2 separate regions of the Homo sapiens genome follow, and region 1 is linked to region 2. Evidence: read pairs that join two places in POLR2A ChIA-PET (ENCODE). Cell type or tissue: MCF 10A. All regions are shown on one strand. Each heading gives the region's core, and the rest is flanking DNA. Links, peaks and the distances in the headings are about the cores only.

Region 1 (2,500 bases), core at 1-2,500, 100 kb after region 2:
CCTACTGAGGAGTCTCAGCTTAAATTTCAATTCTTTGGAAGGTCTTCCGTGTCCCCAGATTAGGTTAGCCCTTAGGTTCCCTTGCTGGGTGCTTCCAGAGTACTGTGTATTTCCTTAATTACAATAGCTTTTATTATAATGCTTGCTTCATTGAATGCCTTCTGAACTTTCAAGGGCAGGTACTATGAATGTCTTATTTATTCCTGTCTCTTCAGCATATAGCAAGATCTCTGTAAGTATTTCTTGGATGGATGAATAAATAAAAATGTATACGAACTATGCCATTAAATATACACTTTTAATATACTGTTGTCAACTCTGTCAGTTAAAAATTGGGGGCTTTTAACCCTATCATTAACATTTTTATTACAAAAATATATTTATATTTATCTGTTTCTATTTCCCTGCAATGAGAAGGACAGAATTCTGAAGCATAGACACAGAATAAATAATGCCTCCTTGCTGTTACAATTTACTTGGAAAAAGCATGTCTACTTTATAAACATTGTTATTTTTATCCTATACTTTCTGATTGGCACAGGACAGATATTAAAAATATTATACTTTATAACCTGAAACGTGTTTTTTAAACTTAATTTTTTTTTGCTTTTTAAATATATATATTTTCAGAAACTCATTGCTTGCTAACTGAAACCTGTTTTAAAGCAATACATTTTCTATAGAGAAGGTATTTTGGATAAAAAGAATGATGACGTAGCAAGTTAGAGATTCGGGAGAGCATTTTAAGTAGTTCAATTTGTTTAAGTATTGAATATGAAATTTAAATCACATTTTACTCTTTCCTTTAAAAGTATACAAATGTTTAAAACAATATTATTAAAAACTTTATTTTAGATATTTAACAATATTGGAATTGGTTGCTTTATATTAACATTGCAGTTTTAGCTAGTCCATGGTATTTGGAAAAAAATCAGGTTTACAATGGTGATAAATATAATGCAAAAGTCTTAAAATGATTTAAAATGATGACTTAAGAGTTGTGAAATAATCAGCCTAAGCCTGTATTAAATTAAGAAGTTTCCTCTTTTAGTTTTGAAAAGCAAAAGGGCTCCACCTGGTGTTGAATGAAACTATAGACTTTTTAAAATGATTTGATGATTTTACATTTTCTAAAAATTGAAATTCAAAATGCTTTTCTCGATTTTCTGTTTATAGTAATGCTATTGATATTGTTCCAAAATTACAGGGACTTAGTTCTTTTATGAAGTAATTAATGTATGTCTGATAAAAAATGTTTCCTTTAACATTTTAAAAGATTTTAGAGAAACTTCTCTCATGCACCTTCCCTTCATCCTATCTTTGGCAGGCATGAAAATGCACCTCACAGACAGAGCACCCAGCTGCTGTGCTTTGAAGTCAGCCACACCTCCCATTCATTGCTGTTACCAATGGACTGACTGAATGCTGTGGCGATACTGAGGCCGTCTTAGTCCCGGAAGACAGGTGGGGCTCCTTTGTCCACCGCTTAGGCTGGAGTACTTCCCCATGGCTTTGACAAACAATCCTTAGACTGCAGAGTAGTGTAGGATTCTTCCATTCAACCTTCTCTCCCTCATCCTGGGGTCAGACTTGGATGCAGTCCGACAGCTGTCCCAGCCTTTCCTAGCTCCTTCTTTATTTCTTTTTACACAGGCATTTCCCACTATTAAAATCCTGACATATTTAATCCTGTCTTTGTATCTGTTTCTCTGAGGTCCTGGGCTAACACAATTTCCCTTCTGGAACTTTTATGAAAAATGAGCAAGTGGAGACATTGATCTTATTTTCTAATATCTGGGTGATCTACTATTTGGTTCTTATGCATTAAATTAGATTTTGAAATCTTAAACTCAGGTCCGGGTCTCTTTGAGCTTTGCTAATTAGTGCATGGTGTGGAAAAGCTCATGTGTCCTAGGGAACCACTTGACACTTTGATGCTCCATGGCATCAAAGCATGAAGAATGAAATAAAATGGTATAATTATTTTGTATTTTAACTATAAGATCTCAAAGGATGTTATAGTTAAAATTCAAAGTAATTATACTATTTACATGATATAACTATATACCATATAAGGTATAAAGGCTCTCTGTGATCCTTTAATTCTCCAGGATCTCAGAGAAACAGATGCAAAGACAGGATTAATAAATATAAATAAATTTATATAATAAAAATATTAAAGATAGGGTCAAAAGCCTCCAATTTTTAACTGATAGAGTTGACCAAAGTATATTAAAATAATATACTTAATTACTTAATTTAGTCAGCATGTTATTGTTTGCACTAGTCACAAGGGCTTTTGGACAAGAGTGATGATAAATCAATGCAAATCCAACATCGCTTCTAGAAAAATGCCTTCTCATGCCTGTAATTCCAGCACTTTGGGAAGCTGAGGTGGGTGGATAACCTGAGGTCGGGAGTTCGAGACCAGCCTGACCAACATGGAGAAACCTCATCTCTACTAAAATACAAAATTAGCCAGGTGTGGTGGTGCATGCCT
Region 2 (13,531 bases), core at 5,457-7,956:
TTAATCTTCCAGCAGTACAACTCTGATTACACTACATGGAATTAAGCTTACACTGATGTTCCCAAGCCTGGTTCACAGGATAATCACAAAGGAGCTTACTAAAAATACAGATTCCCACTCTCACAGATTTTGATTTAGTAGGTCTGGGGCCCAGGCATCTCAGATTTTAACAAGTGACTTAGGTGATTCTAAATCCCATGGACTAGCACATGGGAATTTCTGCTTTGGATAATGTCTGTAAAGTGTCTGTCATACAGCTTAATACTACATGGTATGTGTCCACTACCCCTACTCCCAACTAATTCTGTGCCCTTTCCTCCACCAACCTCTACTCCAACTCAAATAACCTTCTGCAGTGGTCCTAACTTAGGTTCCCAACTTGATCTTTCACTTAATCTTTGTATATGCCATTCCTCTACCATCCTGGCAAACCAGTCTGTTCACTGCTGTGCTGTATAATTTCCACTGTTCGCATCTTTGTTCATTAGATTTTGCCCCCTCCTCAGAATTCCTATAGTATTTGGTTGTATCATCAGATTCATTTTACATATATGTATACACACACATATATATAAGATTTCTCTCTATACCTATAAATATAGATATATAAATATATAGATATTTCAGCATATTTCATAATTCTTCTGCTAGATATAAGGCCCTTAGAGGCAATGACTATGTCTCTGTGTTTGCCATACCGCCCACTGCCCACCCAACCCACCACCAGTTTCACATTTTGCCAGGCACAGTCTCACCTACTCAGCCATCACATGTTTATCAAGTGACTATATTATGTGCCAGGTACTGTTGCAGGTGCCAGTGGTGGACAAGACAGATACAATTCCTGACCTCATGAAGCTGATATTGTAATGAGGGTGGGGGGTGGAGAAGGACAAGAAAATAAACAATAAAAGAGTCATATAGAGAATAACTGAGTAGCCACTTTGATGAGGGAAAGAGATAATGGATCGTCTCTGACAAGATGACCTGTTAGCACTGGTCTGAATATCAAGGATCCAGAAGTGCAAAGGTCAAGGGATAGAATATCCCATGCAGAAGGAACAACAGAAACAAGATTTGATTGGTGCTCGTGCAGCTGGTGCACAGTGGATGGAAGAGGAAGGAGACAGGAGATGGAAACAAAGGTGGGCAGGGTCCTGACTGGGCATGGTCCTGTGGCAGGGGCCAGAGAGAGGGGAAGGGAAGAAAAGGGAGAGGATGGTAAGAGGGAAAGAAAGGAGAGAGGGGGAAAAATGAAGGAAGCAGGGGAAAAAGGGAAGAAGAGAAAAACTGGAATTATTCTTTCAGTGTATTACTGAAATTTAATTTTGTAAGATAATTTTCAATAGAAAAATACTTGGGAGGGATTTAAAGGAGATACTTAGCAAATAAAATGAAATATATTAAAATAGTATAGCTAGATAAAAAATTCCATGCTTACATTTTAAAATGTTAATCTCCTTTACCACTTTTCTTTCACTTTTCTAACACTTTACTTTCAAATACTTTTTTTTCTCACTTACCCTACTACCCAGTAAGCCATAACTGGTGGTGCTTTTTTCTGATCAGTCCAGTTTCCAGGTGAACATTCAAACAACACACCATGTTCTTTAACAGGGTTAAGAGAAGACACTGACTTTGCAGAATCTGAATGGTCTCCACTATTTAGTCCTTTCTTTTTCTGTAAATTAATAGGTATTGTTAGTATTAACTGGTATTACCAGTGTTACTTTAAAATGTTTTCACAGAGTAATCTGAATTGGCTGATCCAAATACTTCAGTGCCTGCAATGACATTCTTCTTATCTGCAGGAAAATTTCTACTCTTCCTCAAAACTTAAATACCATATCCTAAAGGAGACTTCATGGATAAAGTGTCCCTTGACTTTTCTAGGGAACACTTTGTTCACAGGCCTATATTATTAGTATGTATATTATATTATATTAGCAGTTTATAGATCTGTCTTCCACAGTGGAAGATAGAAAATTATAAGCTTTTTTCCCCAGGGAAGAGACAATATGCAATCTTCTTTGTGTGTTTTAAAACCAGCAGTGCCTGGTTCATAGTAGGTGCTTAATAAATGTGTTCTAAATGAACAGATAATTCTGTAATAAATTGAAAAAATATATATTTAAAACAGTATTTTGTCTTCCTTTGACCCATAATCTCTAAATTTCATACTGATTAAAGCATTAGCAAAACAATGACTCATTTGGACTATAAAGGCTTCTTATAAGTTTCAGGGCAAACAGTGGAGTGATCCTTGATCCTTTTCTTTCCTTCATAGCTTTTATCTAATCCATCAACAGATCTTTTTGGTTTGCCCTCCAAAATATATCCACAGTCCAGAAGCCATAATCATTTCTTGCTTTGAGAATTTTGAAAGCCTCCTAACTGGTCCCTGCCTCCACCCTTGCTATTCTGTTTCCTGTTCTACCCACAGTAGCCTGAGTGATCCTTTAAAAAAATTACGGATCATGTCCCTTATTTGGGCAGAACTGTTCAAGAATGTATCATCTCTTTCAGAACAAAGCCCAAAGTCCTTATCATAGTCTATCCGGCCATGCATAAGCTGGCCCTGCTACCTTTGTGATCTCTTCTTCCACTTTCTTCTCACTCAGTTTGCTCCAGTACTCTCCCAGCCCCTAGGGGATGGTTTCAGGATGAAACTGTTCCACCTCAGATCATCAGGCATTAGAGTCTCATAAGAAGTGGGCAACCTAGATCCCTTGCATGGACAGTTCACAGTAGGGTTTGCACTCCTATGAGAACCTAATGCCGCAGCTGACCTGACAGGAGGCAGACCTCAGGCGGTAATGCTCTGCAGCTTTGCATTTGCTGTTCCCCTTGCTGGAAGCTCTGTCCCCAGAGAGCCACATGGCTTGCTCCCTCACTTCATTCAGGTCTCTGTTCAAGTATCACTTGACATGATCAGAGAGACCTTTCAAAATAGTCACTCCCACCTCTAATCCTTACCATGTTTTATTATTTTGCTTGACACTGATTCTTCTCAGCATACTATTTTCTAATTCTTCTCAGCATACTAATTTCTAATTAGAAAATAGGCTTCGTGAAGGAAGGGACTTTGTTTTGTCCACTGTTGTATCCCACGTTCCTAGAATAGTGTCTGGTGCAGAGTAGGTACCTCAATGTTTAAATAAGATGGGGAAAACTAATTTATATTACTAAATATTATCAAATAAGTAAATGAAATATTCCTTTATAACATTTATCAGTTAATGTTAAAAAGGGAAATAGGAGCATAAGAACCCAAAGCATACAGGAATATAGGGTCAAACACAGTATTTTTACAGAATAACAATTTCTGAGGACTCAAAAAAAAATCCTACAAGACACAGAATTTTACTGCTGAATGAACCTGGAGAGATGATGTAATTCAGCCCACTTGCTTCATAGCTAAGGAAATAGGAGGTGAGGCTCAGTCCAGGATTCCTTATTCCTTGTCCAATGTTCTTCCACTTTTAAACCCAAGTTCTTCACAAATTTGGCATCCCTAACACATGTATTGCTATATACATTACAACCATTTTCAGAGAGGTTTTTTGGCTGTATAACGTCACAAGTAAACCTCTGTAAGTTTTATCCTTTTCAAGAAATCAACACCTATCTTTTCCTGCCATTTAAATAATCTGATATTGTAATTGTACACAGCATTATTATTTATTCAACAGATAACAACATTCAATGAAACTTCATCCTGGATAGAAAAGCAAGCAAGCAATCAACCAACCAAATGCCAAAAAATTTGCATTAGTCTTGTGTCTATAGCTGTACCTTAACCCAGCAGTCCCCAACCTTTCTGGCATTGGAGACCAATTTCTGGGGGAGGGATGGTTTCAAGATGAAACTGTTCTACCTCAGATCATCAGGCATTAGATTCTCATAAGAAGTGCACAGCCTAGATCCCTCACATGCACAGTTCACAATAATAGGGTTTGCACTCGTATGTGCTGCTGATTTGATAGGAAGCAGAGCTCAGGCAGTAAGGCTCCCTGGCCCGCCACTCACCTCCTGCTGTGCAGCCTGGTTCCTAATAGGCCACAGAGAGCTACTGGTATGTGGCCCAGGGGGGTTGGGGACCCCTGCCTTAATCCATTATATTCCAAAATCCCTATACTATTGGCTAAATACTCAAAGAATTATCAGAGTTATTTTAGGAACCAATTGGTAGATATTATTACTCAAGTAATGGTTGAGTCACAGATATCAAATATGGAAGGTTAATTTACATTACAAACGACTGTATTTTGCTTTGCTGTAGAAAACACAGGTCTACCATATCCTGAAAAGTAACCCAAGACATCAGATTCAGTATAAAATAAAACCTTGAAGTACTGTGAGTATAATTGTTTTGGCACCCACGTTAGATTAAGTGACTATTTAAAAAAACTTAATGAAATGAAAACAATGCTGGGCATATTGATTAGATAACAGAATGCTTAGAGATCTGGAAATTAAACTGGCAGAAAACTGTATTTATAGCAGTGCCCTACCTCTTCCACCAATGTCTGTTGGAAAACTGCACGAATGGAAAGACAACACTGATGGAAATTCTTTATTAGCTGAGGGTGGATAGAGCCACTTAGCTGTGCCACCTCTTCAAGGGTAGGAGTAATAAAGATTCCTTGCACTGTTTCTAAGGCAACGTAGTGGAAAAGTGTGTTCTCAGGACCAGATGTCAGTCTTAAAAAGAAAAAAAATCAAAGAGAAGAAAAAAGAAATTTTAGTAAATTTTAAAATATTGGTTCATTTTGAATTTAGTAGACTTCTTATAAGCTTTTATCTACAATATAATATTAGTAGTATAATTAGGGAAGGGAAACTGGGCTAAACATTTAATTCCCTCTTCATCCGTAACTGAAGTACAAGCTAGGGTTATTAATTCCCTTAATGGAGGCAAATACTACATGTTATGCAAGGATAAGTAAACCTCAATTCATTTGCAAGTAACTTAATCATTCCTTTGCTAAACAACCCAAATTGGCTAACTGTCTCTTTTTCCATGGTTGGTATTAAATAATTCAGCTCGTGTCTGGCCCAGATAGCTATAAGCCATAAACAAGATATCAGTCTAGGGTAGACCACATATAAAAATACCTTCCAACAAATTAAATACATTTAAGTTAGTAGCATTAAAGTATTTTACCATGATAGTCAAACTGATGTTCCTCAAGAACTACTGGAATGCAGAATGGGTAGGACTTAGTTACTGAATGAAATGTTTTATATATTATTTTCAATATATTATATATATTGTATTTTACAAAGATAGGTGCATAAAAGGTTAGGATAATATATTACATCCTGTTTTATATCATGCTTTTAAAATGAACTACATCATATAAAAACATCTTTGCATGTCAATAATGAGAATAAACACACATCTTTGGCACCTTTTAAAATAGGAGAGCCTATGATTTACACCACATGTGAATTTATGTTTAAACCATTGAACTTGAAAAAAGAGTCTCCTTTTACTAGAGACAATGCCAACACAACATACATATTTTTAAAATTCTGATATGGAGTTAATAAAATTTCAGAGCAATAGTTTTTGTTAAATGGAAGACTAGAGTTTTGTGAAGGTACTTTTGGGTTCCATAAAAGGTTTGGTTCCAATTTATTTGTCTTAAAATCATGTTTAACTATCAAAAAATTAAACATTCATATTTGGAGGCATTAAATACTAAAATTTAACACATCAGATTTCTAATGTATTATTTTATGCAGACAAGTTACTTTGTTTTTGTCTTGACTTGAGAAAAAAAGAATTTTCTAACAACTTTGTAACACATATATTTGAACTTACTGTAAAGTGTTTCAGTGATTAAGAATGTGGTAGCTCTGTACTGTGTGTGTGTGTGTGTGTGTGTGTGTGTGTGTGAATTCTATTAGTACGTGTCTAGTTGTTCAAATAAAAGTAGGCAATTGAGTTTATTACACCAGTTGATCCCACACATGATGTCATAATTAAATACCTGCCAAGGCACAGGCAGACCTGCGTGTCACCACATAAGTGCACAAGAAGTGAATATATAACATTTCATATTATAATAATTACAGACAGTTTAAGTTGCTAAACATTCTCTCCTCACTCAGTTTCTTTTACCTCAGAATTCCCTACTCAATGAACGTTTGAAATTATACCTATTTTCTAAAGAGAGTGTTATGGGACAAGTTCCTTGGGACCCAAACTCTGAGAGTGAGATATGCCGGGAGGAAACTTATTAGGAAGTACTCTTGGGAAAAACAGCTGTAGGGGTGTAGTGACTGAGCAGGATTGAGCAGAGGGAGAAGATGAACTGTGCTGCAGCGGCAACAAGTCTCAGCCGATACCACTGTGTACTCTGAAGCTTGGCTGGCCTTTCAGAGTTGTCTTCAATTTAGGCAAGGGGCCAAGCCTTTGTACTCACTTATTTATTAGTCATTAGAAATGGGCTCCTCCCAGGGAGGAATGTAACCTTAGCTGAGTCAACAAGTTTCCGTGTAGGACACGGCTAGGGGAGTGACAAGGCTAGGGGAGCTGTGAGGCATTAGCAGCCACCATTCTCAAGTGTTGGAAAGGAATACCCTGAGCTAAGGTGTAACTGGACAGCACACCACTGCATCCACCAAACACTCTAAAAAATAGTAAACTCTAATTTAAAAATTATATTAAATATACAAAAGGGAGGTTACCTGTGGAGAGATAAAGGGAGACTTTCACATTTTGAAATATTACTTTGTGTGTTTTTCTCTTTCATAATACTAATATGGTCATTTTCCTAAATGTGTAATGAAATATTAAAGAAATACCACAGATATTACCTTTAATATGTAAGATATATCAGAATTACATTTGTTGAGTAAAATACATGTTATAAAATTGTACTTTCTCACTGTAAAACTTCCTGAGTTTAAGTGAACAAGAATAAGAAAGTTTCTTACTTCACTGTGTTATATATTTCTAATTCTTTTTCTGGAAGGTCCTTTTTCAAGTTTCCCAAATGAAATGGATTTGGAAGAGTAGACTTCTTTTTAGTGACCTGAAAAATATAGTTAAGTAGATCAGTTTATATCTAAGAATGGAATCATATAGCAGAAACAATTTAAAAATTAAACATCCTTCTGAGGGAACTACTTACCATTTGCAATGCTTCCTTTAAATATTTTTGATGCTAACTTGTACCTCTTGGCTTATCCATGGCTGACAGGGATCCCAGGGTCATGTCCTGGGAGGGCATGATGGTGTTCCCTGAAAACCTCCTACCAGAGCCATTACCAAATTTGTATGTATGCATACTTGTCTCCCCTCCCTAGACTCTGCACTCCTCAAAGTCAGGGGCTGTGTCTTATTCATCTCTGTATCTCCTTTGTGTAGTATGGCCCTTGGCACTTAGTAGGTATTCAATCAACCTTTGTTGAATGGCTGAATCTTAAAGGTTAACTCAATTTCTCTTAGGAGCTATTCATGGCTTGGTAATTCTTTAATCTGTCCAAATCTTTTTAGACTATTTCCTACCAATTCCATCGACTGTGATAATAGGTATGGTACTGATGTAAGTACTTCCAAATACACCCCACTTAGGGGTCCAAAAGTATTCTATTGTTTGGTATGAGGAGATTGCATCTGGTTATTTATGCCATGCTACTAGCATTTCATAGTTTATTTGTGCTCCTTCTCAGACTCCTCATCTGGTGTCACCTCCATCCACCCAAATGACAAGTTTCAAAAATGTTTTGAAAGACGACAGCATCACTAGAATAAGTACAAAGCCTCCCAGGGTGAATGTTTTGATAATCATTTGGATATTTTATGGTATTTTCATGGGAAAAAATTAGGAAAAATGATCTGAAAAATGAACATCCTCTTTAGAGTCAACTTTTAAATCTTTAAGTGTTACAAAGGTTCAGATTTTAAAATCTATAAAAATAGGATAATACACACAGAGACATACACACACACACACACAGACACACAAATACACACATTTAGGGTTCTGATTCTCTTTGCTGAATATTTCATTGGCTATTTAGTCAGATCAGCCCCCAACAGGCCCCACAGCTTGGATGCTCTCTGTTGTCATTGCAAATAGGGAAGAGATGAACACGGAAATTGAGATTAAAGTTTTCCTATTTCTAAGTACTGTTAAACAGATATGAATGTCAAGGGGTTCTTATCTTATTATTTGATATTTCTTTTTTTTTTTTTTTTTTTTTTTTTGAGACAGAGTCTCACTCTGTCACCCAGGCTGGAGTGACAAATCATGCAGTGGCACAATCTCGGCTCATTGCAACCTCTGCCTCCTGAGTTTAAGCAATTCTTGTGCCTCAGCCTCCCGATGCATCTGGGATCACAGGTGTGCACCAACGTGCCTGGCAATTTTTTTGTAATTTTATTAGAGACTGGGTTTTGCCACATTGGCCAGGCTGGTCTTGAACTCCTGGCCTCTAGCAATCTGCCACACCTGGCCTGATATTTCTTTTTCTTTTTGGTTCAAAATCATTGGTTTGCCAGCAGTGACTGAAATAACCACCATGTCAAATGAAGAATGGTATGCCACTAAAAAAATGTCTTGCAATTATAAAACAAGGACTGGAGAGACAACTTAGCTCCCAGAACATACACACTTGAATAAGCACACACCTTAAGCAAGGTCCCACTTTCTTCTAAACCATCAGAGCCCTGAGATTCTCTTTGCTTCCGTACTGCATCCGGTGTAGTATGGGGGCTAAAGCCATCATCTTCTCCACCTTCACAACCATTGTCAGATCCTCCACTACTACAGGAAGGACTAGGCTTGCGTGTCTTTAAGGAATAGTCACCAAAAAGCGTTCTTCTGCATGTTGGAGAAGTTGCTACTTTGGAAGTACCTTGTAGCCTACTGAGAATAGGCGAAGTGGTCAAGCTATCTGTTTTTTCACGTGATCCAGTAAGGAACCAGTCAGCACAAGACAAACAGGGGACTGGAGAAGATGCTAGCCGTTCATCTATGCGAGAATCTACTCCATCCAGCTGGTGAAGAGTTGTTTTGACTTGATCCACATATACACAGTCTGGTCCAGGACTCCCAATAGCTTTGGATGCGCAACCTCCAGCTTCTAATAGTACACATAGCATATAATGTTTCTATAGGGAAAAAAATTACAAATGTAGGTTTAGCTACCATGAAAATATTTACATAAAATGTGCATGTATAAACTTATAAATATCGAAGACATAGAGGCCTATGGCATAATCATGTGATGATTATTAAAAATTCCTCCGTCATCTTTCCTTTTTGGTTATTATTAATGCTTCTTGATCCCAGTTGAAAACAATCTTACATTGCCTTATCTTGATATACCATCAAACCACTTCTTTTGAGACACAGAATTCCCTAAGATAGCTGTCAAGAGCCTCAGTTACTGGAAGTCCTTTCATCTACAATTGCATATTTATTCTGTTTCTGATTCTATATTATTTTCATGTCTCCCTCTATCTCCCAAAACAAGCCAATGGATAAAACCACTATAGAAAGGGGAACAAAAGACTTTAAAAACCTGCTAAAATATTTTCTTAGACTTTATTAATATTTGTCCATGAGTATTAAATGGATGCAAAAGAAAAGGAATAAGGGGACATGTAACATTTCCTTGAATACTGATATTAGACATACTAATAATTTTACATGAGCATGTTTGTGTATTTATTTAGACAGTCAATAGATACCTACCTACCGCTGCATCCCTCAACCCCTGCCGAAAAGAAAAAAATAAAAGAAAAGAAGAAAAATCCTAAGAAAGAAGCTGAGGTAAACTTACCAAGCCAACAACTAGCAAAAAATATCTTCCTTCAGGTTCCGGAAAGACTTCAGTGCTTGAGTCTGCCAAAGGTCGGAGGTGATGCTGAGGAAACACTTCTCTCCATATGATCAACTGACCAATTCTTTGTTTTGCTGCTAAAGGCAGCAGGCAATAGTGGCGACAGTATACGGCAATATCAATAAGATCATCCTTGGGCAAATGACTGCATATCAAATAACCCTTGAATTTAACCACAAAGAGCAAAAGTCTACCAGTGATATAAAGCAATAGTCCCATAATATTTCTAAGAGTTTCATAGACACTTCTTCCGTTGGTTTAGAATATTCTAGTTTCAAATGGGGTAAATGAAGATATAGTAAAAGTAAATGTTTCTTTTCTTGAGGTCAAAGTAGAGCTCAAATGATAACTTAAGGTGTACCGACAGGTAGACTTCAGCACAAAGCAAGATCCCTTCTGCACAGCATAGCTTCAGTATTTGACAAAATTAGAAAATAACTGAATTCTGAGAATGGAAAGTCAAGAAGCAGGGGTCATGACAGAGACTTTTCACTGTGCACCCTTCCCTATTGCTTCTTTGTTAGATGTGTTTTATATTGTGTTTAAAAATCCTTTTTTAAAAATAAAAGTACTTAAATTCATTTGATGCTTTGCTTTACATGGACATGAACTAAATGTTATATAAGATTTATTTAAAAGATGTAGGTTACTATTTTTTTTTTTTTGAGACAGAGTCTCTGTCACCCAGGCTGGAGTGCAGTGGCACGAACTCAGCTCACTGCAGCTTCTGCTTCCCGGGTTCACACCATTCTCCTGCCTCAGCCTCCTGAGTAGCTGGGATTACAGGCACACACCACCATACCCAGATAATTTTTTTTTGTATTTTTAGTAGAGATGGGGTTTCACCATGTTAGACAGGCTGATCTCGAACTCCTGACCTCTGGTGTTCTGCCTGCCTCGGCCCCCCAAAGTGATGGGATTACAGGTGTGAGCCACCATGCCCAGCTGACTTTTCAACACAGGATAAAAAATACACTCTTTCAAAAGGAAATCCAGAAAAATATTAGTCTTCTCTCTTACAAACTTGGTTCTTTGAGTATTGCTTCTCCTGTGCACATTTGTAAATACTTTATACATGCTTTAGAATGCAATGAAACCATAAATATTTATTATATTTACAAGTATGTAGATGCAAATCTTGTTTTAAGGTCTTAATCTGGTCAGGCATGGTGGCTCACGCCTGTAATCCCAGTACTTTGGGAGGCCAAAGCAGGAGGATTGTTTGAGCTTGGGAATTGCTTAAGCCCAGAAATTGGAGGTTGCAGTGAGCTATGATTGTACCCCGTACTCCAGCCTAGGTGGCAGAGCAAGACCCTGTCTCTAAAATGAGAAAGCTCTTAATCTTATGGTACCTACATTTGAAAGAAAAGAGATAAATGTATTTTTCATGTTTGTAAAAGTTTTGAAAATTTAGTTCTCTTTATACAGCAGCTGGACATTTAGACTTCAAGCTTCAACTTACCTTGTAAAATAGAGAAGACCCCAAAATTGTATACAGCCGCCTCATGTCATAGTAATCCTCGGACTGGGGGAAAAATTCATAGTGGATTTTATATTTTTATTTTTTTGTGATAAAAATTCCAATTAAGCTATAATAGTTAAAATGAAAATTATATTCTTTAGTAACTAAACTTTTCATAGTGCCATCTTTAGAAATCAATATACCAGAATATTAGGATGAAATACAATATGCATACGTTTACTTCACTGAGAACAACCTTATGTTTCATTCTTTTAAGATGTTTGATTAGAGACATTAAGAACATAAAATCTGTCACTCTATGAGGGATTTCTTACAACACATCTTTTTAGGACAAAAAACTTTTACTCTACATCATCTACAGTATCCAATATTACCATAAGCTATTTTTGAAAGCACTAATTGATGCAACCTATTTGCAAGCAACTGAGTGGTATGTAAAAAAAATTAAGTATATATACCCTCTGAGTAATTCTACTTCTAGAAATCTACAGGAATACTCAAGCAGTGGAATCATGATTTTTATATAAAAAGTTAACAGTTGGATTATTTGTAATATGGAAAAATTAGAGATAACATGAAATTCAACAATGGAGGAATGGCCAGCAAAACTAGATATACCACAGAATATCACACATATGTTAAAAAAATATGATTGATCTATATGAGCAGGCATAAAAGGTTTTAGGATACACTGCTCAGCAAAGAAGGCAAGCTGCAGAACAAAATATATGTTATCATCTGATTTTTGTTAAAAATAGCATCCCCACCAACTATATACATGTGTGTTGGTTTGTGTGTGGGAATGTATGTATATGGAAAAAGGTCTGGAAGGATACATTCCAATCCATAAGAGCAGTTACACCTGGGGATGGAAGTGAGAGAAAGGGATAAGCGAAGGTATTTGCTTTTAATAACCATGCTTGGAGCTTCACCCCGTACACAGCTATTACTTTTATAAGTTTTTTTTCTTTTTAAAAAACCCAATGAAACCTAAAGAAAACTAAAAACTGGAAATAACCCAGCCATTCCTCAATTGGGGAATGGATAAACAAATTGTGATACATGCATATGATGGAATACTACTATTCAGCAATATTAAGGACTGAACTGCCTGTACAATAGCAGGAATGAATCTTAAATCCATTTATGCTAAGTTAAAGCCAGACACAAAAATTACCTACTGTATGATTATTTATTTATTTAAATTCTCAAGACACATGTGGAGTGTCTGGTTTATTCAAAGGGGTTGTCAGAGGCCTGACCATGGAGCAGGAACCAAATAGTTGGGAACTGTGGGGCTGAACAGGGCAGGGATGCCCAGGTATGAGAAGGTAAAAGGAGGTATGCTGAGCAACCAGAGCAGCATTAGGGCCAGGCTGAGCAGGATGATTCACTTTATATTACATCCTGGAAAAGGCAAAATCATGGGGACAGAACACAGATCAGTGATTGCCAGAGGTTGGGGGTATGGAGAGGGGTCGACTCCAAAGGGGACAGAAGAATTTACTGAACATAAATTATACCTTAATAATATTTTTTAAAAACTAAGGAAAACACAGCATTAGGATATAAGATTAAATCTTTAATCTAATTTCACCAAAAAGTGTAGAATAGATCCTTATTTTCATATTTTTTTAAAGGCAAAATTCAATGTGAAGTGTTCTGTGAGTTTTGACAAATGCATATAGCTATGTAAGTGCCACCAAAATTGAGATGTAGAACAGTTCCCTCAACACCTCCCTACACCAACTTTTTTTCTGAGTAGTAGTCCATTCCTGGATATACCAGAATTTGTTTTGGTATTCACACCTGCTGATGGACAGTTAAGTTATTTGAGTTGTTTCCACTTTTTGGCTATTACAAATAAAGTTGCTTTGTATACAGGTCTTTGTATTACATATGCTTTCAGTTCTCTTGGTTTAAAAAGATAGGAACAGACTGGTTGAATTACATGGTAGGTATATGTTTAGGTTATTAAGAAATTGCCAAACTGTCTTCCAAAGTAGTTGTACCATTTTACATTCTCAATTTATCCATTTTTTCTTTTATGAATTATGGTTTTCTTTCTTTTTTTTTTACTGTATCTAAGGAATCAAAATAGATTATTTTTTAACCATAGAAAATATTGTTAACTCCACTGCTCATTAAAATAGTGTTCTATAAAGGCAGGAATTAGATTTTTAA

Evidence for each region. Peaks named below come from ENCODE experiments on the same cell type or tissue, not always from the same donor. Only the 100,000 strongest peaks of a DNase experiment are listed, where the experiment ranks them.
Region 1: POLR2A ChIA-PET joins it to region 2 with 11 read pairs; 2 of 35 experiments call an interaction of 5 or more read pairs at or near these places.

Annotation. Positions count from the first base shown.
Region 1 is chr4:127,604,074-127,606,573 of GRCh38, reverse strand. It overlaps LOC105377412 (a long non-coding RNA gene), which reads left to right. Exons shown (of 3, transcript XR_939185.3): 3 at 1,328-1,687. Among named protein-coding and RNA genes, the nearest start is that of INTU, 28 kb to the left of the region's middle. RefSeq lists an enhancer at 1,080-1,903. In MCF 10A, for the core only: a CTCF peak has its summit at 1,055 (motif pointing left); a DNase peak (open chromatin) is centred at 1,063.
Region 2 is chr4:127,702,086-127,715,616 of GRCh38, reverse strand. INTU (inturned planar cell polarity protein) reads right to left here. Exons shown (of 16, transcript NM_015693.4): 10 at 11,327-11,389; 11 at 9,805-10,026; 12 at 8,648-9,130; 13 at 6,949-7,046; 14 at 4,515-4,704; 15 at 1,524-1,681. Among named protein-coding and RNA genes, the nearest start is that of SLC25A31, 22 kb to the left of the region's middle. RefSeq lists a silencer at 6,369-6,663 and an enhancer at 6,111-7,310. In MCF 10A, for the core only: no CTCF peak of the experiment used is centred there; a DNase peak (open chromatin) is centred at 6,426.